Regions from separate parts of the Homo sapiens genome. Here region 1 is linked to region 2. The links are chromatin loops, found by intact Hi-C in ENCODE. Cell type or tissue: heart right ventricle. All regions are shown on one strand. Each heading gives the region's core, and the rest is flanking DNA. Links, peaks and the distances in the headings are about the cores only. Region 1 overlaps LINC02054 (long intergenic non-protein coding RNA 2054). Region 2 overlaps LINC01839 (long intergenic non-protein coding RNA 1839).

Evidence for each region. Hi-C counts contacts between places; a loop is a spot of excess contacts. Peaks named below come from ENCODE experiments on the same cell type or tissue, not always from the same donor. Only the 100,000 strongest peaks of a DNase experiment are listed, where the experiment ranks them.
Region 1: a loop joins it to region 2, with 20 times the contacts of the local background. A loop is called at or near these places in 63 of 110 quality-filtered maps.

The regions. Positions count from the first base shown.
Region 1 is chr3:184,414,328-184,422,658 of GRCh38, reverse strand. All of the region lies in intron 1 of LINC02054 (long intergenic non-protein coding RNA 2054), which reads right to left. Among named protein-coding and RNA genes, the nearest start is that of LINC02054, 17 kb to the right of the region's middle. RefSeq lists an enhancer at 5,879-6,380. In heart right ventricle, for the core only: a CTCF peak has its summit at 4,637 (motif pointing left); a DNase peak (open chromatin) is centred at 4,638.
Region 2 is chr3:184,509,109-184,517,439 of GRCh38, reverse strand. The region is part of intron 6 of LINC01839 (long intergenic non-protein coding RNA 1839); the gene reads right to left. Among named protein-coding and RNA genes, the nearest start is that of LINC01839, 37 kb to the right of the region's middle. RefSeq lists enhancers at 3,345-3,639, 3,343-3,843. In heart right ventricle, for the core only: CTCF peaks have their summits at 3,315 and 3,514 (motif pointing right); a DNase peak (open chromatin) is centred at 3,529; H3K4me3 peaks cover 1,632 bases; H3K27ac peaks cover 1,629 bases; H3K27me3 peaks cover 4,723 bases.

The DNA.
Region 1 (8,331 bases), core at 193-8,192, 95 kb after region 2:
ACTACATACCCATTACGTTTTCAAACTATATATAAAATGTATCACATTCTGTATGTCATTTTACAAAGTGATACAAAGTGATTTTTTGCTCAACTTTATGTTTTTGAGGTTAGCCACATTTGGATTTCTTCCTTTCCAATTCTTATACCATTTTTCTTATATTATTGCATAGGCTAGGTTCTCCAATGTGGAAAAGACGTGATGAGAACAGCCATCCTTGTTTTACTCCTGAGTTTAAAAGAATGCTTCTGGGCTGGGCGTGGTGGCTCACACCTGTAATCCCAGCACTTCAGAAGGCCAAGGCAGGCAGATCACCTGAGGTCAGGAGTTCAAGACCAGCCTGGCCAATGTGGTGAAACCCCATCTCTACTAAAAATACAAAAACTAGCCAGGTTTGGTGGTGGGTGCCTGTGGTCTCAGCTACTCAGGAGGCTGAGGCAGGAGAATCACTTGAACCCAGGAGGCAAAAGTTACAGTGAGCTGAGATGGCACCACTGCACTCCAGCCTGGGCGACAGAGCAAGACTACATCTCAAAAAAAAAAAAAAAAAAAAGATTTGTGCCATTTGAGTTTGTTTGCTGGTGATTTTTGGTAGATAACCCTTATCATGTTCAAAAAGCTTCCTTTTATTCCAAATTTGGTTAAGTTTTACCATGAATGGATATAATTTTTTATCACATGAATTTTCTGCATCTATTAAGATGATCAATATTTTCTCCTTTAATTTTTTAATATGGTGAGTAGTATTCATAAATTAAGTTAAACATTCTTACATTCTAGTATTAAACTCTAAAAATAGGCTAGTTAATTCATTTTGCTCATATTTTATTTATGACTTTTGTATTTATGTTCATAAGTGAGTGTATCAGTTCTCTATTACTATTGAAATAACAATAACTGATTGAAACAACAATAAAATATGCTGGGAGTGGTGACACATACCTCTAGTCCCAGCTACTCAGGTGGCTGAGGCAGGAGGATCGCTTGCACCCAGGAGGTCAAGGCTGCAGTGAGCCACGATTGTGCCACTGCACTCCAGCCTGGGCGACAGAGTGAGATCCTATCTCAAAAATAATAACAATAATAACAATAATAAACAGGTGGAAGCTGCAATGTCTGTCATCACTTAAGCTGAGATGTCACACACCATTATTTTCTGCACCACCCTACCGGTTACACAGATCAGCCCTATTCATTGTGGAAAGGTGTGACACAAGGGCATGAGCACCAGGAGGTGAGGATCACTGGGGCCAGACCAGAAGCTGGCTCCCACATAAGCCCTGCAGAGTTATTTGAGTTCTAAAAAAACATGAATATGTATATCTTTAATAAAAATGAGAAGTTTAAATGAGTTTTTGGCCAGTCATGGTGGCTCATGCCTGTAAATCCCAGCACTTTGGGAGGCCGAGGAGGGTGGATCACCTGAGGTCAGAAGTTCAAGAACAGCCTGACAAACATGGTGAAACCCCATCTCTACTAAAAATGCAAAAATTAGGCCAGGCACTGTGGCTCACGCCTGTAATGCCAGCACTTTGGGAGGCCAAGGCGGGCGGATCACGAGGTCAGGAGTTTGAGACCATCCTGGCCAACATGGTGAAACCCCGTCTATACTAAAAATACAAAAATTAGCTGGGCATGGTGGTGCGTGCCTATAGTCCCAGCTACTCGGGAGGCTGAGACAGGAGAATTCCTTGAACCCAGGAGGCGGAGGTTGCAGTGAGCCGAGATAGCACCACTGCACTCCTGCCTGGAGACAGAGCAAGACATCGTCTCAAAAAAACAAAAAAAAAAAAAGCAAAAATTAGCCAGGCCTGTCCCAGCCACTCAGGAGGCCAAGGCATGAGAATTGCTTGAACTCGGGAGGCAGAGGTTGCAGTGAGCCGAGATCACAAAACTGCACACCAGCCTGGGTGACAGAGACTCGGTCTCAAAAATAAATAAATAAAAAATAAAGGAGTTTCTGTTGTAGTCAACACTCATTTAAATTTATCAACATGTTTTATCTATTTCTATGCTTAACAGTGTTTCATGTGCTCTCCCCTTTTTTTCTGGTTCATTTTTCTTCCTGAAGTGTATAACCTATAATAATTCTTTAAATGAGGGGCTGCACTTTACATGTATCGAAACGCCCCTTTTGTCTTAAATTTCCACTGTAAGTTAGCTGGGCATAAAAATCCAATTGGCACTTTGAAGATACTACCCCCTCATCCCCAGCCTCAGTCTTTGCTGAGGTCCAGAAATTACTTTTTAAGTAATCTGTCTTTTTCTCAGGTCCATGGTAAGGTTTTATTCTCTTTGCCCTTGATGTTCTGCAATTTCCCCAAGGAAATTTCTCAGCTACTATTTCCTCATGTATTTTTCACTGCCATTCCCTTTATTCTCTTCCTCTGAAACTCCTATTAGACATACATAGCCCTTCATGCAAGCTGTCCTTCATATCTCATAACTGCTTTTATATTTTTTAATCTTTGTGTATTGTATTCATGTTAATTCCTAAGTAATGTCTTCTAACTCAATAATTCTCTTTTTGCATCATTTATTCTGTCTACTGAGCTTTCTTTTAATGAACAAACTTTCTATTTCTAAGATTTCTAATTGATTCTTTTCACATCTACTTGTTCTAGTTTCATTTTGATCTGCCTTCATTTATGTCTTGTTAATTTCCAATGGATATTAAGCCTTCATTTGCCATTTTTGGCATCCTAAACATTTTTAATTCTTTGTAAGACTTTCACAAAATTAATTTAATCTGCAGTGAACTCATATTCCACATGGTGATTCTGTTGACTGCTTTTCTTTCTTGCTTTTTTTTTTTTCTAAAGATGGGATTTCACTATGTTGGCCAGGCTGGTCTTGAACTCCTGACCCCAGGTGATCCTCCCACCTTCACCTCCCAAAGTGCTGGGATTACAGGCACGAGCCACCACGCCCGGCCTTGTTGACTGTTTTTCTTACCATTGTTTCTCATCTATTTTGGCTTACAACTTTACAGTGAGTTGGAGGGTTTTCCACCTTGTTTTTACATCTGTTTTTCACTCTGTCTCTAACTATCCTGAGCTAGGACCTCAGGCCCAGTTGAGGTCTTACAATAGCATTGCAGGGCTCTACTCTGTTGTGGCATGAGGACACCACAGCTACAAGCACGTAGCCAGAGGGTGGCTTGGCTCAGCATCTAGTCAAGAGTCTGTCCTCATCTTCCCACAACTCAAGCCCCAAGCTATTTGTGGACAGCTGGCTTCCTCACTCCATCCCCGCCACCCCCGATTCTTTTCACAAGCAGAGGGAACCTTCCCCGAGCCCTGGCTTCCAGACACCTGGCTGTTGGCCCCTTTGTAGCATGGAGCACTTTAACTCCCTTACCAGGAGCTCTGTGTCTGGCAGCTACTGCTGTTTCCAGACCCCGAGGCCAGCAGGCCCCTGGCCCCAGTCACCAATTTGCATTTCTGATCTGCTTGTGGTACACAGAGATAGCCATTTTGGTTGGGGCCCAACTATGTCCTTTTGTTTATCATTTTTTCTATTTTATTCCTGATTGCTGTGTGTTTGGAACAGAGAGAGGAGGCCACAGCGTGAGCCCACTCTGCCGTCTTGGCTGGAAGTCCAGCACTGAATTGTGAGGCTGCCGTACCTGTAGAAAGTCCCATGTCTGCTTTCATTCAGGTAAAAGAGGAGAGATGGTTTCATTAAAATCCAATAGGCATTTTTTTTTTTTAAAGATGGAGTCTCACTCTGTTGCCCATGCTGGAGTGCAGTGGTGGGATCTTGGCTCACTGCAGCCTCCATCTCCCAGGTTCAAGCGATTCTCCTGCCTCAGCCTCCCAAGTAGCTGTGACGACAGGCATGCGCCACTACACCTGGCTAAGTTTTGTATTTTTAGTAGAGACAGGGTCTCACCATGTTGGCCACGCTGGTCTTGAATTCCTGACCTCAAATGATTTGCCCACCTTGGCCTCCCAAAGTGCTGAGATTACAGGTGTGAGCCACTGTCCCCAGCCCACTCAGGGGCTTTTATGCTTCACTATGAATTTCCTCTCAGGATAACAGACTGAGCCCGTGTGTTCCCCAGTCACACACACACACACACACACACACACACACACACACACGCTGAGGGTTATTCTTTGAAAGGGGAGGCCACGTCTGGGGGCGGTGGCTCACGCCTGTAATCTCAGCACTTCGGGAGGCCGAGGTGGGTGGATCACCTGAGGTCAGCAGTTCAAGACCAGCCTGGCCAACATGGTGAAACCCCGTCTCTACTAAAAATACAAAAATTAGCTGGGCGTGGTGGCGCATGCCTGTAATCCCAGCTACTTGGGAGGCTGAGGCAGGAGAATCGCTTGAACCTGGGAGGCAGAGGTTGCAGTGAGCCGAGACTGTGCCATTGCACTCTAGCCTGGGCAACAGAGTGAGACTCCATCTCAAAAAAAAAAAAAAAAAGAAAAAGAAAGAAAGAAAGAAAAGAAAGGGGCAGCCACGGGATGCAGACAAGGCCTGATCGCCACCACTCCTCCCTCCTCAGAGCAGAGCTGGGCCTGTGGGTAACCATGGGTAGCAGCTGGTGCTGGGTACCACGGAAGGCACGTGTGGGGTGAGGCTCCCCTTCAAACCGTTCCCAGGGGAGCGCCTCCCCCTGGTGGCCATCAGAGGAAGCAGCGGTGCTCTCTGCCAAGGACAAGGCCGCAAGGAGTGAAGATTTTCCACACACAGCCAATCGTGCAGACCTGGGACCTGTGGTCATGACACCGGCAGCCTAAAGGTCCTACTTAAATAGGGCCCAGGGCAGAATTCTGTCTATGATCTCCCCTGCTGTGCCGGGACACAGCCCACTCTGCTCAGGACTGTGTAGAGGCGGCTCCCTCCTGCCTGGCCCTTCTGAGCCTCAGAACATTGACTCCAGAGACCACTGGGTCCATAGATTCTTTGGATGGATTTTTAAACTTGAATGTCCAGACCCTTCTTGAGGCCACACAGAGGACTGAGGGAGGGCAGTCTGTGTAGGGGTCCAGGACATGGGTTTGAGGATTAGATAGACCTGAGTCCAAATCCCACTTGCCACTTGTTAGCTGTGTATCTCTAGGCAAGTTACTTAACCTCTTTGTGCCTCTGTTTCTTCATCTGTAAAATAAAGATAATAGTTGTATATACCTTAAGGGGTTGCTGTGAGAATAGAGCCAGATAACCAGGTCCCTCCTCCCTCTCCGCCCCCCGCCCATGGCCCCTGTTTTGGAGGTGCCTGGGCTCTTACTGCCTCTTCCTCTGCCCTTCCTGGAAACTGCGGGCTTCCATCAGCCTCCTCTGGGCCTTGGGCGACAGGGATGGGGGTCTTTTTTTTTTTTTTTTTTTTTTTTTGAGACAGAGTCAGTCTGTCACCCAAGCTGGAATGTGGTGGTGCGATCTTGGCTTGCTGCAATCTCTGCCTCCTGGGTTCAAGTGATTCTCCCGTCTCAGCCTCCAGAGTGGCTGGGACTACAGGCGTGTGCCACTATGCCTGGCTAATTTTTGTATTTTTAGTAAAGGTGGGATTTCACCATGTTGGCCAAGCTGGTCTCAAACTCCTGACCTCAGGTGATCCGCCCGCCTTGGCCTCCCAAAGTGCTGGGATTACATGCGTGAGCCACCGCTCCTGGTTGGGGGCATTTTTTGAGGAGGAGCCAGGCCCAGATGGAGTCACACTGCAGAGGCCTCACATGGGGGCCAAAGTCCTCAGGCCCTGAAGGTGTCCCAGAGAATCACAAACTCACAAACATACCCTCTGGCTGCTGGGGCCTGGGCTTCTCCTGTTTAATGATTTCCCACCCAGTGGCCCACAGGTCCTATACTCTCAGGGAACACACACAGAATTCTGGAGCCCCTGCCAGAGGCACAGTTCAAACACAGCAGAGCTGGGCCTGCAGCTGGTCTGTCAGTCACACTAAAGTTATGGCGCACCTGCTCTGTATTTAGCACTGGGGCTTCTAAGGGAAGGGATGTGTCTCTGCCTTCAAGGCATTCGCAGCACAGTGGGGAGACTGGCTGCAGAGCCCCCTGACATGACTCACAGGAGCCGCTCTAGTGAGACTCTGCAGGCACAGCCCGGGCCCAGATCAGGGTCCGCCCAGGAGAGTCAGGGACGGCACCCAGAAGAGGGGCTTCTGGCTGGGCACTTGAATGTGGAGTAAGAATTTGCCAGGCAGACAGACTTGATCGATTCATTCGATACGTTTTCATTCGACACCTGCCACCCTCCCTGCAGCTGCTGTTCTATGCACTAAGGATTCAGTGGTGAAGAAGAGTAAAGCAGTTCTTGCTGTCCAGACCTTGGCCTGGCACTCACTGCAGGCCCATGGTGCTCTCCTGTTGAACATAAACAGTTTCACAGAACATCAACATCAGACAAGGCCACTCTGTGGCTGTGATGGAACTAGACAGAAACAAGCCCAAACCCTACAAGTTCTTTCTGACACCCCCTCACTGATACGCCCACAGTGCCCCATGGCGTGCGTTCCCCTTCACTGCAACCAGCCATAAACCCCAAGTGCTCCACTATAGGTGGGATCCTGGTGGTCTTCGGGTGGAGGGCAATTGACAGTGATGGCTGAGAGGTAGGATTTGAGTGGAAATGTGGAGATTGAATGAAATGAAGGGCAAGCCATGCGGAAACGTCAGGGCGGAACATTCCAGGCAGACGGAACAGTCATCGTAAAGGCTCTGAGGATGGAATATGACAGGCAGATTTGAAACCTGCAAATATGCCAACCTAGCTGGAGCAGAAAAGGCAGAGCAGGTATTCCAGGCAGAGGGAAAAGACTGTGAAAACCTAATGTGAAGGAAAGTAGGCCCCTGCTGACACGTATGGGTAGTTCTGTGCAGTTGAAATAGAAAGTTAGGCCAGGCTCGGTGGCTCACGCATATAATCCCAGCACTTTGGGAGGCCAAGGCAGGCAGATCACCTGAGGTCAGGAACTCGAGAGCAGCCTGACCTATATGGTAAAACCCCGTCTCTACTAAAAACACAAAAATTAGCTGGGCATGGTGGCAGGCGCCTGTAGTCCCAGCTACTCGGGAGGCTGAGACAGGAGAATTGCTTGAACCCAGGGGGCGGAGGTTGCAGTGAGCCAAGATAGTGCCACAGCACTCCAGCCTGGGTGACAGAGAGAGACTCCCATCTCAAAAAAAAAAAAGAAAAAAAAAAAAGAAAGCTAATGTCATTTGTTTTGGAGAAGAAGGATGAGTACACAGGAAATATGCAATTAAGAGCCTTCATTGCCTCTCCTCAGAGATTCTTAGCAAAATCACCAAGAACCCAAATGCTCTGCCGGAGCCACCCATGATGGCATTTTCCTTTGATGTGGTAATAGAGTAAGCTGATCAATAGCCTCGGTAGTGAGGCCTACCGAAGGGAAATGCACTTGTTCGGGACAATTCCTTCATGTTATCACTAAGAGGGAAGAGAAAACAGATGGCAGTGCTCCTCACTTTCGGGTGACCCTGCCAGCCCACCCCACGGTTTTGCGTCTTCATGATCCATCTAGGGGAAAGCCTGCCCCTTTGGTTTAGGTCTAATAGGATTACCTAGGCCAAGTATCTGTGTGGTCCGATGTGATTTAGTAGTGAGAGAGATTGAATACATTTCATCACCAGCTGCAATTTATGCCCCGGAAAGAATACAAAAAAGAGTCTGCCTTCTAGTTGCTGGCAACATAAACTGGAAATTCCCTGCAGAGGCTCAAGGCTGCAGGTGTGAAGGAAGACACACACACACACACACACATATACACATACACCACACGCACATACATATACCCACACACCACACACACACATACATATACCCACACACCACACACACGCCACACACACACATATACACACACACCACACACACATACATATACCCACACACCACACACACACATACATATACCCACACACCACACACACGCCACACACACATACACACATGTGCGCCACAAACACACATGCCACACACACCACACACATACACACGTCACACACATACACACACACGCCACACACACACACATATACCACAAGCCACACACACACTCATGCCACACACACCACACACATGCCACACATACACGCGCGTGCCACAAACACACACTCACCACACACACCCCACACACACATACACGCCACACACACACATATACACACACATGCCACACACACACACACACACACACACACACACCCCACACCGGCATTGAGCTTTAACCCAAACCAAACCCAGTCATCTCAGGGTTCCTAACTGCTCAGCAATTACAGTTTCCCAGCGAGAAAGAACTAAAGGTCATGCAAGGTGATAGCTAAGCATTGTTCTAGCGTTGC
Region 2 (8,331 bases), core at 89-8,088:
CAAACAAAGCTTGAAAAATTCAAAAAAGTGAAGATTTTTGCAGGGTATTTTCTGATAAATATTTTAGAATATAAGAGAATAATAATAAAAAGATGACCACTAAACTATTAACTGCTTAGAATAAAAAAACCCTGGATCAATACATAAATCAAAATTGGAATAAAAACTATCTAGAAAGCAATGAATCCTATTTTTTGGTATGCTAAACTCATATTCGAAGGAAAAATCACAGTCTTAAATGCCTTCATTGTTAAAGAAAACTGAAATTAAAGGAATATGGAACTCATTTTAGAAAATTAAAAATGGAACAAATACTTCAGTCATGGTAATTAGCAAAAGTAAATGCCAAAACTAGTGAAAGTGTCAAAAATAAATGGAAAGAATTTTTTAAAAAAATCCGAAATCTAACTTTTTATGGTGGTAAAATATACATATTTGTCATTTTAACCTTTCATAGATGTACAATTAAGTGGCATTAAATACATTCACAATGTTGTATAACCATCACCATTATCTATACCCAAAACTTTTTTATGATTCCCAGTAAAAACTCTGTATGCATTAAAACAATAACTCACCCTTCCTCCCTCTGCCCACCAGTGGTAACCTCTATTTTACTTTCTACAGTGATACAATAGTTGTTCTTCTGTGTCTGGTTAATTGCGCATAGCATAATGTTTAAGATATATTCATGTTACACCATCTTGGCCAACATGGTGAAACCCCGTCTCTACTAAAAATTCAAAAATTAGCTGGGCGTGGTGGCACGCGCCTGTAGTCCCAGCTACTCAGGAGGCTGAGGCAGGAGAATCGCTTGAACCCGGGAGGTGGAGGTTGCAGTGAGCCGAGATCGCACCACTGCACTCCAGCCTGCGCCACTGCACTCCAGCCTGGCGACAGAGCAAGACTCTGTCTCAAAAAAAAAAAAAGACATACTCATGTTACAGCATATATCAAAATTTCATTTCTTTTTATGGCTGAATAATGTTCTATCTCTGTTTATACCACATTTTGTTTATCTATTCATCTGCTGATGAACTCTTAGATTGCTTTCACCTTTTGACTACTGTGAATAATGCTGCTATGAACATGAGTGTACAAATATCTGTTGAAGTTCCTGCTTTCAATTCTCTTGCATATATACATAGGAGCAGAATTTCTGGATCATACAGTAGTTTTATGCCAAATCTAATTTTTGTAAGATAAATAGATATCCCCTGCCGACCATTAGGAACAAATGAAAGAAATCAAATGCAAGCAATATTAGAAATTAAGAGGGTGATATAATGCCAGATACAAAAAGAGAGAAAAATAATTATAAGACAATATTACATACAACCCTAGGGCACCCAACTTGAAAATCTAGAGATTTGTTTCAACAAATCTAGGAATTGTTGAATTCCTAGAAAAACATAAACTGATATCAAAAGAGATTGAAAATTTAAATAGGTCAGTTACCCAGGAAGAAATTGGAAAAGTAAAAGTAATGTAGGAATAGAAAGACATTTCTTAAATATGATGAAAAATATTTACCAGAAGTCAATAGCAAATATCTTTCTTACTAAAACCATGAAACCCTCAAGCTATTTCCATTAAATTAGGAAAGTACAAAGAAGGGATGCTTACCATGATCATTATTATTCAACATGTTTTAAAGGCTCAATTGCATTATTGGGGAAAAAAGAAAGTATAAGAACGAATTCTAACAGCAGAAAAAGTTATATTTACCTGCAGATACTATGATTATACATGGAGAAGAACCCAAAAGACTGCAGTAAACATTCTACTAGAGAAGACATAAATAAGCAAATAAATAAACAAGATATTCACAGACTGTAAAAAGTACTCTGCAGGAAATAAACAGAGCAGTGATGAAGAGTAGCTAGGCAAAGGGCCTCACTCCAGACACAGTGGCCAGGAAAGGATTTCCTCCAGGGGAGATCCTGAAGCTAGGACCCAGGCAAGGAGAGGAAGAGCTCCAAGAACGGCATTCCAGCCAGAGGGAACAGTGTGTGCCAGGGTGGGTTTGAAGAACAGCAAGAAGGCCACTGGGACAGCAGCTAGAAGGGAAGAGGGTGTTGTGAGAGAAAGTGGGGTGGTGTGGGGGCTGTAGGCCAGAGTAAAAAGGTTGAACTTGACTCTAAATGCCATAAGAAGACATTGAAGGACTTTAGCCAGATTTATGCTTTTTTTTTTTTTTTTTTTTTTTTTTTTTGAGATGGAGTCTGGCTCTGTCGCCGAGGCTGGAGTGCAGTGGCAGGATCTTGGCTTACTGCAACCTCTACCTCCCAGGTTCAAGCGGTTCTCCTGCCTCAGCCTCCCGAGTAGCTGCGATTACAGGTGCCTGCCACCACACTTACCTAATTTTTTGTATTTTTTGGTGGAGATGGGGTTTCACCGTGTTCGCCAGGATAGTCTCGAACCCTTGACCTCCGGTGATCCACCCACCTTGGCCTCCCAAAGTGCTAGGATTACAGGCGTGAGCCACCACGCCCAGCTTCTTATTTATGTTTTTGAAAGAATATTATATGTGCTTTGTAGGGAGGAAGGCAAGGGGGGCTAAGGACGCCAATTAGAAAGCTATAGCTATGGGACAGGTGGGAAGTCACTGTGGTGTGCCTTAGGAAGTGGCACCGGGGCGAAGAAGACACACGGGTGGAAGTGAGCTGTATTTTAGAGTTAGGCCCCCAACTGGAGGGATGTACAGATGTTAGCCCTTTCCTGGTATATCCTCACTGACCTCTTTATTTTGAAACTCTAAATGTCACTTTGTTACAGCTATGTATCTTAGAAGCTAGGTAGATAGGCCGTTTTAGGCTTTTTACTTTTTTTTTTTTAATAGGGGAGTTTAATCCGTCTGCAGTAATTTTGCTCTGTTCTGTGGTTTCTCCTTTTGTCCTTCCTTTCTATTTTTAGTTACCATGGCTTCCCTGCCCCTTCCTCTTTTGCTTCCCCTTGCCTTGGTCTTTTGTTCCTGATTCCTGAAGGACTGTTGGAGTTTTCCCGGTCTCGTCTTTCTTAACGCTCTAAGGGTTTGGAAGTTTAACGTCCTATCTCTACTCCGGGTCTAGTGACCGTTCAGGGTCTTAAGACATTTTCAGTGCTAGCCCGTGCGTCTTTGTTTCCCCATCTTTCTTTAGTTCCCTTGTAAGCCTTTGTGATCACTTCAAATCCTTTTTAGAAATAGCTTCCAGATGAAGAAGTGAAGCTGCCTGGCGCATAGATGTGTTCAAGTCTCCCTTCTTTTCGCTCAAGGAGAGTGAAGAGTGGATGGTGCCAATTCTAGCTGGGAGGAGTGAAGGACGGGGAGGGGGACGATGAGGCAGGAGGAGACCACGCCGCCCTCCTGGGAGGGGGCTGACTCGACCCAGCTGGTTCGGGTGTGCACCATCCTCACTCTCTCCGCCCTTCCAGGGCTGCACTGCGCCCCGCTCTCGGCAAGACACGGGTGACGCTCCGGAGATTTAATTCCCCTGCTCAGGTCAGTGTAGGGCCTCAGGGAAGTTCAAAGCTCGCCCACTAGAGGGCATTGGCGCGTTTCCCAGAAGACACGGCCCCGGGAGCTTTCGGGCTCTCCAGCAGCCCAGGGGGACTCCGGCGTCCGCGTAGACTGGTTCTGCGCAGGGGGCTGGGGCTGCTGGCGAAGGAGGTCGGGCGCTGCAGAGGAGCTCATAGACCCTACAGCGCAGTCAGGGTCGGGGAGGCCGCTGATTCTCCCGCTTCAGGGCGTTCAACTGCAGGACGAAGCGTCCCCAACGCGCACACCCGACTCTGGAGACCCGAGTGTGTGCGGGAGGCCAGCCCCGCCGAAGCGCCGTCCAGGATCTGCCGAAGCGCCGTCCGGGATCTGCCGAAGCGCCATCCAGGATCTGCCGAAGCGCCATCCAGGATCTGCCGAAGCGCCGCCCGGGATCTGCCGCCGCACGCAAGAGCCCAACCATAGAGGACAGCGGGGGCACCTAGTACCCGTGGAGATCCCAAACTCCTCTCACCCCAGCCCCAAAGCACTTCTCCCAATGCTGCTGCCGTGCCTGAATCCCGCCCACGCGTGAGAATCACCCCATTATTACAGAAGACCCCTGTCAAATGCACACGCGTTAACCACGTGTTACCCAAGGACGACTCAGTCATCCTTTAGGACTCGGTGATACATTAGCACAGATGAACCTGGCACTGAGGTGGGATGAGGTGGGGAGATCTTTTGGCCGCAGGTCATTTAGGATATTGTTATTACTGCAAAGACCACAGAACAGCCATGGTTTAGTCACTTATTCCTTGCCAGGAGCTTCGTCTCATTGTCTCTTTTAATAAACAATATTTTGAGATCACTTTGTTATAGTGATGTCTGCTGGTTTCCCCACTGTAAAATGACTAGTTTTCCCTTTGTAATTAATAAATATTTGGGGGGAGATGCTTTGAGACTGTGACGTATTCTGTTTCTTCTCAAACTCTTCCCCTCTCCTCTCCGCCCCACGTTTCTTGATCTCCTCTCTCTGCCTCTGGAGCACCGCTACATGCTGCCATTGATGGTTTGGGCACTTGGCTCGCCTCACCTTGGCTACTTTCCTCTCCCTCTCCCCTGGTCGGCCCTTCCTTGGTAGCTCCTCTGTTGAATTCCCACATCCTTCGAACTCTGCAGGTAGAATCCCTTACATTTTCCTGGGAATGACCTAGCCTCCAGCCTGAATTACTTCAACTTCCTGTATTCTACAATATCTCCAAACATCTTCACTTCCACACTCATCCTCTCTTCCTTGCATCCTATCTCAGACAAAGAGGAGGCCAGCTGGAGCTCTGGAAGCAGCTGGTAGAGTGGAAAGGGCACAGGCTTTGGAGTAAGTCAGACCAGATTTTGATCCCACTGCCACCACTTACTAGCTATATGACCAAGATTTTTTCTCTCTCTCTCTTTAGAACATCAATTAACATAAGGATATTTGAATAGAAATACTCATCGTTAACGATTATAAGAATTAGTATCAATGTGTGACCAATTTCCTGAGAGAGCTCTGACATGTAATGCTCAGTAAAGGATAGCTGTTATTATTTTCATAGTTTCGGTCCCTGTGCCCTCTAAAAACTTCTTCATGCTTCATGAATTACTCCTCCTCTCTCCTGTGGCTTCAGCCTCTCCCTCTCAATTGGTTTATTCTCTCAGCTTTTCAACATAATCAAATCTCTCCTATCTTCAAAAACAAGCAAACAACAAAACCAAAAACTCTTCTGCAAAGAAACCCACCGGCTCCCTCAAGTGCTTTCTTCCCTTGTCATGAAAAGGGAACTTCCACAGGAGACATTTATGCTTTAACAAATGCCTGGTTCCTGAAGCTTCCTAGTTCTTGTAGGAATCTCTCCTTTGGTTTCCTGAATCAGTGGATTGTGTTATTTCATCAATTTTGGAAAATTCTCAGCCATTATCTCTTCAAATATTGCCTCTGCTCCATTCTCTCTCTCCTCTCTTCTAGAACTCCAATTAAACGTATATTGGATTATCTCCCTGTGTCTTCTATTTTATTTATCTTCTTATCTGTATTTTCCATCTTTATGCCTCTCTGGACTTCATTCTGGATAGTTTCTTCTGACTTATCTTCCTTTCCACCAATTATTAGCTCTTAACTCTTCTATAGAGTTCTTTATTGAGTTATCATACTTTTCAGTTCTATAATATCAAATGGTTCTTTTTAAAATCTTCACCGTTGCTTTCAAAATTTTTATATCCTTACATAAAATTTTAAATTCAATTTTTATCTCCATGAACACAGTAAGCACGGTTTCATTACAGGTTGTATCGAGTTATTCTAATATCTGGGATCCGGTGGGTCTATTTCTATGGTCCACAGTTTCTGTTGATTCTGACTTGTGGTGTTTTGTCTCATGTAGCTCTTGTGCCTCTGTGCTTTCTGGACAATTTATTTGAAATGGCTCTTTTGAGAGTTAATTTGAAATCTAGGATCCTCTTCCAAAGAGGATTTTTTTTTTCCTTTTTTCCAACACCTGAGGGAACTAGCAGTCCGGGAATAAGGCTTGAGGCTGTTCTGTATGTCCACAGGGCCAGTACCCACCCCCTTTTCCAGATGCAGCCCTTTGGGGCCACTACTCAGAGCACATAGTGGGCTCATACTAAGTTTCCTTCTTTACTAACAGTAGACACCAACTGTTCCTCCAGCTCTAGGGAGCCCCCCAAAAGTACTGTTCACCCTGCTCACCTCACATGGTTCTGAGGATTGGCAGACAGCCCAGGGTAAACATATCAGTGGGGTACAAGTGACTTGCACATCTCCAGGACACTATGTAATGCAATATGACCCCTCACACTCACCCAAGGACCTTGGCATGTCAGCTGCCTTCTCCCAGGAAGTGAACACATCCCAAGTAACCAGTTTAGGCTCTTACCCCTCCCTGTTCGGCTCTATTAATGAGGCCTGCAGTGCTATTAAGAAGATAGTTTGATATCTCCTCTAACTTTTGTAGCTGTCTTTAGAAGTAATGGTGATTTATCCCTTAGTCTACCATTACTGGAAACAGTTGGCAGGGAATCTCTAATGCCCCTTGGTACCACTTCTTTCCTGGCTGAACTTAGATCCTTCCTTTTATTCACCCACAGTTGAGTTTTATAAGGGGACTAAATAATGCATTATAATACAGAGAGCAATTTATAACCAGCCACTCCCTATGGCCTATGACCTAGCCCATGCCACTGGGCCCAGCTTCGAGGCCATCTTCCTGTCTCCATGACCATCCACCCATGTATGAAGGCATCTCTGATGACTGGGCTTCCCAGTGGTAATCAGATATGGATTTGGTCCCAAGGTCTCTATAAGTGGGTGGACAAATTCCTCTTTGAGTAGACCTCTCCGATGTGAGCCACCTGGAAAAGGCCTGTTCTTAGATCATTACATTAACTCAAACATGATGCCTCTTTGTTAAGCCTGCTCTGATTCTCCTAACACAGGCAGGGTCTCTCCCTGCCTTGTCTCATGTGGCCATTTCTCACACTCCATCTTATAGAATCGAGATGTTATGTACATATCATGTACCTGTTGTTTTTGTTTGTTTCATTTGTTCGCCTGGGTGGAAGGGGTTTGAATTATTCCAGTTTCTATACCCACGATGTATAATTATTCTTGGGTTGCACAAAGCCATTTCATTATTGTATTGACTGACTTCTCTTTTATCTCTAGTCCCTATTCTCATTCCCCTTCCTCCACAGGTAGCTATTTTACCATGTTAATGGGCAACTTTATTTGAATGTGTTCTTGCAAATGTGTACTGTTGATTTATTTGCATACATTTAAAAAACCTGTTTGAAAGCTACCACATGATAGGTCTTATTCTGTTTCCTCCTTTTTATATTTTTAACACCCAACCACGTTGCAGTGTGACATCTAATTCAAGGCGTCTAGTCTCTGCATAATACCCCAGGGAAGTTCTCATGCGGACCCATAGGGAGCACATATGAAGATGTTATCACTGCTTGTTTTTTATGGTGGCAGGGAGTTGAAGATCACCTGAGTGCCCATTGCGGGGAGAATGGAGTGGTAAAATGTAACAAGGTGCCCATGGTGGGGTATTATGCAGAACTGAGCTCTGCCTCCTACCTGCTTATGAGATGGGGAATTCCTTAGATAGAGGAACAAGGCTCAGATGCTGAACAGCCAAACAGAATAACTATGTCCACAAGGCCCCTCCTCTCCCATAAGGTCTGTACCTGCTGAACTGTGTGGGGGCTGTTCAAAGAATTTGAACTTTGTTAATAGTCACAGTTCAGAGACAACTGATACCCTGGGCATCCCTGATACAAGCCATTGTAAGAAGAAACAGCATGGAACCAAAGAGAACACTTACTTTACCGGACAAAGGTATCTCCTGTTACAATCCACATTCGTCTCCCCACTCTTAGGGCCTAAGTGACTTTGGGGTTTCAGAAACTCTGGGAGGCTGATCCTCAACCCGACCCCAACCCAGCCTACCACAGCAGCACGAACGTGCTTTGGGAAGATGATCGTCTGGGTGGAGGGTGGAGGAGAAAGGTAGAATCCTGCAGAACTCAAAGAACGTTCCTGTGTACCCCCCACCACCCTCCAGGGATAAAAGAGCTGCTTCCCTCCCTCTTGGCATAAGCATCATTCCCTACAGAGACTGGCAGAGATCTGAAACCATGCAGGGACAGCTGTGGAGGCTGCTGTCAGTGGAGACCCAGGCTCAGAGACCCAGCCCAGCCGGTAGTAAGAGCGTCCCCCATGGCGATGGCAGCACTCCAGGCCACCTGAGGTCAAGAGGGCTCCACCCAGCCAGCTGCAGCTTCCCTGGGAGCTGTGGAGGGTGGCGAGT